Linked DNA regions of Mus musculus: region 1 is linked to region 2. The links are chromatin loops, found by intact Hi-C in ENCODE. Cell type or tissue: left cerebral cortex. All regions are shown on one strand. Each heading gives the region's core, and the rest is flanking DNA. Links, peaks and the distances in the headings are about the cores only.

Evidence for each region. Peaks named below come from ENCODE experiments on the same cell type or tissue, not always from the same donor. Only the 100,000 strongest peaks of a DNase experiment are listed, where the experiment ranks them.
Region 1: it touches region 2 in a loop (2.7-fold over the local background); 1 of 42 quality-filtered maps calls a loop at or near these places.

The regions. Positions count from the first base shown.
Region 1 is chr5:101,966,197-101,970,581 of GRCm38, reverse strand. Wdfy3 (WD repeat and FYVE domain containing 3) reads left to right here. Exons shown (of 67, transcript NM_172882.3): 5 at 1,590-1,713. Among named protein-coding and RNA genes, the nearest start is that of Gm42135, 21 kb to the right of the region's middle. In left cerebral cortex, for the core only: no CTCF peak of the experiment used is centred there; a DNase peak (open chromatin) is centred at 1,924; H3K27ac peaks cover 241 bases.
Region 2 is chr5:102,067,855-102,072,239 of GRCm38, reverse strand. It overlaps Wdfy3 (WD repeat and FYVE domain containing 3), which reads left to right and starts at 2,319. Exons shown (of 67, transcript NM_172882.3): 1 at 2,319-2,644. In left cerebral cortex, for the core only: CTCF peaks have their summits at 2,198 and 2,786 (motif pointing right); DNase peaks (open chromatin) are centred at 1,970, 2,269, 2,715, 3,085 and 1 more place; H3K4me3 peaks cover 2,842 bases; H3K27ac peaks cover 1,700 bases.

The sequences.
Region 1 (4,385 bases), core at 153-4,152, 100 kb after region 2:
GAAGCAGGGGGAAAAAAAAGAAGCCAGGTCGTCGTGGCAGTGCCTTTGATCCCAGGGCTCAGCAGGCAGAGGCGGGTGAATCTCTGAATTTGAAGTAGCCTGGTCTACAGAGTGAGTTTCAGGACAGCCAGGGCTACACAGAGAAACCCTGCCTCAAACAACAAAACAAATATGAAAAAGCAAGCAAGCAAGCAAGCAAGCATCAGGGAAGAATAGAGGAATTCTGTAAATGCAGTTTGGTGCAGTTGCTGGGACAGGTTACTCCTTGAGCAGAGTAGCCTTTGCACCGTTTCTGTTATGTTTAGCCTAATTTGAAGCAGTGTCTATGTAAGGATGTAGGAAACATCTTTTGTTAAAATGATATTGTGAGGTCCTCTGCCTCTGTTACTAGGCTCTGTGGAATAAAGTCTTTTATTATTGTATGGAAAAGTCCAGACTGAGACGTCCTCATGCGTACGGTATACCCGTATCATGCGTCCGCCTTAGGGAGACTGCGTCGGAGGAGTATGATTGACTAGCTTTTCCTTTTCACTAATTGAGCCAGACCCGGGAGCACAATGCGGGTCCCTCTGGGTTGCTCTGCCTCTTTATTTGCTGGTTTATTTTTGGTTTGCTTTTGGTTTTGAGACAATGTCTTACTATGTGACACAGACTGCTCTGGCCTCCGGGCTCCCCATCCCAGCTTCCTGAGCTGGGGGTATAGTTGTGTCTCTCATAGATAGATAGATAGATAGATAGATAGATAGATAGATAGATAGATAGATAGTTGTATAGTCCCAGTCAGCCCCAGTGTTCCTTTAGCAGCCTCCAGGTAGTGTTCGCTTATAGGAACAGTCACAACCAGCCTTACTTAGGGGGCGCTCCTGCAAAACCATAGTGTGGTGTTAGCTTGGGAAAGTGTGTGGACTGCGCCCGATCTCTTTATAGTGACATTGGGATATTGATAATATGAATACTATATTATAAGTGGGAGCTGTTATGACAGCCTCACAGACAGTATTCCCATGCAGTGTCTCTCTATGATGGGCTGTCTGGCTTTCATTCCATCCCTCTTTGCTGAGCCCACAGCAGCTTACTGTAAGAATTATTTATTCCACAGTTCATTTGTCCGAAGTTTCCAAGAAAGCAAGCTCGTTTACGGGCTTCCTAACCATTGCCTTGTCATTTTCATGACAGCCTTATATTAGGGACGACTGTGGTTAGAACTCAGAAACTTGTAAAATATTGAATGAGGAGTAAGGGTCCATCAGCCCCTGCTTTCTCCCATCGAAGAACCTCCCCCCGAGTGACGTCTCTCAAAGGTCTCATTCAGGTTTCCTTGGAGAATGGTTGTTTTCTGAGGTTTGTTAGTGAGACTTTTCCACCTGATTTATGCCTGGTACATTCGTATGTATAAAGACATGTGGCCAGATGTGATCTTTCAAAAGCCATGATCTTTAGGTGTAAACAGGTCCAGAGGAAATGTCACTGCACTCATGTAACTTGATCTTCAAGTTATGTCACATTTTGAACTTGATAATTAAAAAACAAACAAACACACAAACAAACAAAAGGCCGGTACGTCATGAAATGTGTTCTCTCATCCACAGGTTTTTGGAAATGCTCCTCCAAATACAATGACAGAGAAATTTTCTGACCTTCTGCAGTTCACAACGCAAGTCTCCCGACTCATGGTGACGGAGATCCGGAGGAGAGCTTCAAACAAATCCACAGGTACTTATAGAAGCTGACCTAAGTGGGCCATGGGGGCAGCCGCTCTCTAAAAGTGCTGCTGAAATTCCGTGGGAGGGAGCCCGGCCAGTCTGCAGTCTGCCCGCCCAGGTTCTCCTCTTCATTCTTGCTTCCTTCCTGTATTTTGATCTAAATGCTCTTTCTCTGTCCACATAGATGACTGACTGTGTTTACACTCCTGTCCCGACTAAGCTCCTCCCCTAAGGACAGTGCTTACCTCAGTTCCTCTTACCAGTCTGGATTAAGTCACACTTCCTTGGTGCAATGTTCTCGACTGCTGTAATCAAGACATTTTTCACTCTTCCAAAGTACACTTTTGTTTCTCAGCTTCATGAGTGGTGTGTGTGCCTCTGTGTGTGTGTGTCTGTTTCCTGTTACACCATAAGTAACTTAAGGGCTGTTCTGTTTAGTTTTTTCCAGCTTGACTAAAGCTACAATCACTTGGGAAGAGGGAAGCTCAGTTGAGAGCAGAGTTCTCACCCGATTGGCCTGCAGGGCGCTTTCTTGATTAATGATTGATGTGGGAGGGCTCTGGTCACCGAGTGGAGGGCAGGCCGCTCTGTAAAAGGCAATGCCACCCCTGGACCCCATGGTCTTGGATACTATAGGAAAGCAGGCTGAGCAAGCCAGTAAAGGACATTCCTCCAGGGCTTTTGTTTCGTCCCCTGCCTTGAGTTCCTCCGACTTCCCCTGCCTTATGGACCCTTGCCTAGGAGCCAAAGAGGAAATGAATGTTTTCCTCTGTAAGTTGCCTGTGGTCATGTGTTTCATATCAGCTACAGGAACCCTAAATCAGGGGTTAGGCCAGCGAGGTCATTCTGCAGGAGCCCAGGGAGACTGTCATCTGGGACAATCTTGTAGCAAGGACCGGGTCAATCCTCCTTTTGACAAAAAGTCCTGGTTGTGGCTGGTAACCTGGTACCATGAGATCAGAGTAAGGTTGTCTTGCTGAGCCTATCATTGGTGATGTTTCTCTTAGTGGAGGAAAAATTTCCCAGAGAATTACTCAGACTTGCTTAGAAGACATATCTGCCTTGGGAGCTTGAAAGCCGGCAGGAGGGGAGGAGGAAGGCTGTGCACTCTCTGCATTAGGTTTCTGCTTTGTTCTGTGTACTGGGTAGTTTTCTGCTTTACAGATGGCTCCCTTCTCTCCCTGAGCTCAGCTGAGAGAGAGCCAGCGCTCAGGACTTTCCTAGTGTAAGTACTCATCCCATTGTGAAGGACTCACCCTCAGGACCAGATCCCAGCCTGCTCCTTTCCCAGATCCCAGCCTGCTTCTTTCTCAGATGCTCCATCTGTGTGTAGCATCACAGGGGCATGGCAGCGCAGACCAGAGCACTGGCTTCAGCAATTAGAGTTACATACATGATCTGAGATGTTCATCTTAGCCCATGGATAACTAGAATGTCTTTAATTGAGGATTAATTCCATTCGTGTGAGGGGATGCAATACGTTATTCAATGAATAGATTTGAAACTGAGGCAGCTTTGATTGCATTAGCACCTGAAAAGCGTCTAATGAAAGGGATGGTTAAAACGTCTGACCTCATTCCCTCCTGCACCCAAAGTGGGACTGACTCCTCTCTCTCTCTCTCTCTCTCTCTCTCTCTCTCTCTCTCTCTCTCTCTCTCTCTCTCTCTCTCTCTCTCTCTGTTTGTTATTTCGAGACAGGGTTTCTCTGTGTAGCCCTGGCTGTCCTGGAACTCACTCTGTAGACCAGGCTGGCCTCGAAACTCAGAAATCCACCTGCCTCTTCCTCCCAAGTGCTGGGATTACAGGCATGCGCCACCACTGCCCGGCAACTGACTCCTCTCTTAGCACACACTCTTGTTCTAGTTAATTTTGTCAGAGCAGAGATTTGTGATGTAAGATTTGTATGACTGTGAACGGGTAGCAGGAAGGGAAATTTCTCAGTGACGTTAGCTCCAGTCATTTTCTGTCCGGAATGACACCTGAGATTAGGAAATGTCCCCAGACTTATTTCACTAGCTTCTCTGTCCTCATTGTTGATATCCTCTCAGGCTGAGCTGTCTGTGGGAAGTCGTGGTGCTAACTACATATTTGTTTTCTTTGCTCCCTCGAAGATCTTATACGCATAAGACAATCTTTTGGGTGAGATGACAGGTGGATGTCTTAAATAGAGAGTGTGTTTCATTCTTAACTATGGTAATAGTTACACAAATATTTAATTTTGAAGTGTTTATAAACCCCCCCCCCCAGGACATAGCAAGAATAATACAAGAATACAATGCAATAATGCAAGAATCTCAGGATGCCCCTCATTTTCTTCCCATTGCTGGCATCTCATTGTTAAGGGATTATAAGGTATATAGTTACCATATTTTGTATGCTCATTTAGCTTTAACATCTTAAAGCTTATTTAGATTTCTTAAGAGTTCACTCTGTACAGTTAGTTACGTCTTCAGTGTGTCGTGGAGGACATCGCTACATGCCGAGGCCCTGGTTAAACCCAGTAGTGCAGTCCTCAGTGGTACCATGCCGGGTATAGAGAGGCTGGTGATGATGGCCCAGTCCTCCAGCGACAGGGTTAGAGACTTGTCCTGGATCCTAGTTACACATTCCTGCCTTTCTTTCCAACCTGAAAAGCATTGTGCTGTGCTCCAAGAAGTTCAGAGCCACAACACCGTCAGGTAA
Region 2 (4,385 bases), core at 314-4,313:
GAGTTCGCTGCACATGCCTAGAACTCCTTCCATCTGGCCTCTGCACAAAGGGCTTATTCCACTTTAACACAGTCTTTGTTTTATGAGGAGTGTGAGTTCATCTGAGTGAATACACAGGACACAGTAGTCATGTTGCTGGAGAACCTGAGCTGACCAGGGTTTTGTTTTGTTTTGTTTTGTTTTGTTTTGAATACCTAAACTCAAGATGACAGAAACTACATTTGGCCGGCAACAAAGACCCAGGAAGGTAAGAGCTGTGGCGGTGACAGATCTGAGGCAGAGCTGAGAGAGAGCAACTGGGAAGGGTCTTTTCCAGACCATCCTTATAATCCTTATATTTGTATAGCTTCAGCAAAACAAGGGAAGGCAGCTGGGTGTATATGTGTGCACTAGGAGAAAACCTTTGTGAAATATTCTCTATAAGACACCAGCAGGAAAATTGCCACATTTGCATACTGATATACCCTTGAACTTTATTGCAATGGTTTTTTTTCCAACAGAAAGACATTTATAATCAATGTGCTGATGACATACATTTCATAAATTTTCTTCTCCCAATTATAATTACAAAAAAAATTCGAAACCTCATTCATATTTAGTTGAAGATCTTCCTTCTGAAAGGCACCCTGGTCTTAGTGTTGACTCAACTGATTTTCTTACCCTAATGTAGCCATGCATCCAGTAGCTCTTCTTCCTGCCACACTCCCAGGCTGAAGAGAATTTTGTGGTACATTTGTGTAAGGGCAGATTGGAGGAACGGTACCTAAAGAATACACATCAAAGGGCCAAGGAGGAAGGAGCAGTAAGAAGGAAAAGGAAGCAGGCACACCCCTCCCCCACCCAGCGACCTGGCAGTAATGATTTATTTAAAACTGTATTATAGAGCGCTATAGCACAGCCTATTTGGCTTTAAAGGAATTCTATAGATGGCACAGACTGAGTTAAAACAGTTGAATGGCCAGTATCTTTACAGGTTACTTTGTGAGCCTTAGAGGCAAAGCATCGGATTTCTGTTCCCCCTTAGATGATCTGGTTATAAAAGTAGGTTTTTTTAAAAGGGGTTGTTCTGACCTACTCTTTCAGAATTGAGTAACATTTACATTTTTATTCTGTAGCCTGCCCCTGGTCTCTTCCCTTCCCTGACTGTCTCCCTGGCCTCCAACTCTGGACAATTCTTCTATCCTCCTGAGGGACCCCCCAACCTCATCCAACAGCAGCCCCACCCAGCACAGGCCTTACAGGCATGGCTCTCCACACCTGGGGAAAGGTGCTTTGTCCTGCCAGCGGGTGCCTGGGAACAGCAGGAACAGGGGCCCCCACACGGAACAGCTGCTGAATCTTGTAGCAAACAGTGGAGTAAATCGGTACAACTGGATCCAATTCCAAACACAAACTGGCTTAAAAAAAGGAAACAGCAAGTCCAAATTACTTCGGCTTTTTTTTTTTTTTTTTCTTTTTTAGAGGAAATCCTAAAACTGCTGTAGATTGCAGTGTTGGGAAAACAAGCTCGTGTTTCCAGTTTCTGTACCACTACTTCCCCACTCTGAGCTGTTCAACTCAAGGAGTTCAAGCATTCATGCTGACTCAGTTTTGTCCCCACCGTCAGAACAGAAGTATGACCCAAACGGTACGCTGGGCGGACTAGGAACAGAGACAAGCTGATGTCCGCTTGGCTGTTTCAAGTTTACCAATCCATACTCATTTAGTGCAAACATTGTGTTGGTCAGGTCTATGGAGGTACAAAGAATGACCTTTCCAGAAAGGGCAAACCTAAAATCTCAGCAGAAGGTCTCAAGGTCACTGACCCAGGACAACCCTGGAGACTGGAAACTCCTGGGTCCTGATCCGCACCGGAGGAGGTGGGGGTTCGAGGCCGCGTAGTGAAAGAGCTAGCGTGGGCAGTTCTTTTGTACTCCAGCTGGAGTAAAATGAACGCAGGCTCGCGTGTTTTCATCGCTGGTGACAGCATCCAGCAATGGGAGTAGGGCTCAGGGGCGCGCAGCGGTGCTTTCTCAGCAGGGTCCCCCGAGAAGCCGGAGGAGGGGGTGAGCGCTGCGCCAGAGGACCCGGGAGCCCGGAGGCGAGGGCAGGGGGCGCGGGGCGCGGGGCGCGGACTGGGCTGCGCGCCTGTCCAGGGTGCCGGCAAGCAGGAGCCGCGGCGAGGGAAGGAAGTAGGAAAGAGGAAGGAAAGGCGGGAGGGGCCGGCCGCGCGGCTGCAGTTTCTGCGGCCGGCCTGGTAGGAGGAGCGGGAGGAGCGGGAGGAGGATCCCGAGCCGTCCGTCAGCGGGCGCGGGAGGTGGGGAGAGCGGGAGGAGGAGGAGGATTAAAGATGGCCACCAGCAGCTGCGGGAGACGGCCACCAGCCCTCACTTTCCGGGATGTTCCCCGCGGCCCGGCCCGGCCTTGATGGAGAGGAGCAGCCCGTGCAGTGCCGAGGCTGAGGCGGCGGCGGGGACCCGGCGAGGGAGAAGACGCGGCGGAGCAGGGACCCAGGCGGGAGAAGGGAGCGGCGGCGGCGTCGCTGCCCTGGCTGCCTAGCACGGCTGCCGCCCCGGCCCCGCAGCTCGCGGACTGCAGCGGGCGCTCGGCCCCGGCCCGGCCTGGGGGGACTCCCGGGCCCCACGCCTGGGCCCGCGCGTCCGCGGTGAGTGCTGCCTGCCCGCTCGCCGGCTCGCCCGCGGCGCGCTTTGTTCCTGCGGGGCGGAGGCGCTGTCCGCGCGGGGACAGGCCGCGGCCCAGCCGCTCCCCCACCCGCGTCCTCCTCCGGGCCTGGAGAGGGCGCCGTCGGCGGCTGGTCCCAGGCGGCCGGCGGAGGGGCGTGCGGGGGCCTCGGGGATGGGGAGGCGGGGGCAAGGCGACCGCAGGTCCGGGAGGGCGGGGGCGTAACCCGGCGGCGCCCGGGGTAGGTGGGGGTCATGCCGGTCCCCTCGGGAGGACCCTCCCGGTGCCCATTCCCGGACCCCCCAGCCCCCACCCGCGCGCGCCCGGGCGCAGCGGAGCGCGGCCTCCATCCCTCGGGCGCCGTCTCCAGGGCCGCGGGCCTCTCCTGGCTCATCCCTCTACGCTCTGAGCTGCAAACCCTTCCCTGTGGAAGGGACCTGGGATGCTTCTGTCCTGCATCGGGGATGTGGTGGCATCACCGACATTCGCGGTTATGGCGGGGTTGAAAAGGCAGCGGTGACCTTTCCGACCAGAGCCCTCTGGACCATGGTCGCATCGGAGGTGCTGCGTTCCATTGATTTTTTGACTCTTGAATCGGAGAGACAGATGATGAGTTCTTCCTTTGTAGAAATAATAGGATAGAATCAGATCAAGCAGATGTTTACCGAATGCATGGATTTTCAGTACCTCACCAATGGCTAAGTGTTTTTTCTGTGGGAAAAATGGTGCTTATGCATACGAAAAACTATTTTTGTTCACTAATAGCTATGGGTTGGTCAGTACCAAGTGGTTATTATGGTGTCTGAAAACCCAACAAAAAAAGAAAAACAAAACCCTTGCGTCGAGACAGCAGATTCCAGGCTGGCCTCTATCAAGCAGGTTTAGATCAGTTTTCACTGTCAGGATGTAAAGCAAGTAAAAATAACAAAACAATGAAAAATGTACTTATTTACAGGAAAATGGGATGTGGTATTAGTGTAGAGTCTAGGAGAAAGACTATAGTCTGTTAGTGTATAGATCTAGTCAAAGTAAATCCCTCTTTAAATAAAACTGTCATCATGGGACCCTGCTGTGTAAGAATTAGCTTGATATGCATTTAATGTTTAAAAAAAATCTGTATTTCATTAGGTTTGAGAACTAAAACTTTGAGCAGTTCTGCCTCAAGCAACTAGAAATACAGGTTTTTAAATAGTTTCTCTTTTCCTTAGTTGAAATCTATTCATGTAAAAATATGCTTCTCACAAAAATTTCTCTACAAATGTGCTATGAGTTAAGGAACATGAGGCTTTGAAGTAACTTGGAAAGACATGAAAGAAAGTTAAACCGTAGTGTAATATTCCAGGATCAGATTCTGTACTCTGAGGATGCTGAACTCCACAAGTCTTCACTGTTTACCTCTGGTGTCCTAAATATCACCAAGGTGCTGCATTCAGTGGGGTCTTAGAATTTCTAGAAATTATCCTCAGAATGTAGCCTACATCGGGGCTCCCCCACCCCCATTTGATCTGGAACCACAAAAGATGGTAAACAACTGGGTATCGTAGTTTAAAAAGAGTAAATATCCTACCTGGGTATGGTGACTCATACCTGTTGGCCAGGTACTGGGAGGCTGAGAAGAGCGTGAACGTCTAAGTCTTGTAGATGCAGGCAAGTCTGAGGAAAAAAAATTAGTTTGTGTACTTTCCACCTGTCTCTGTCTAATGCTTGTGATGGAGAGTGTATCA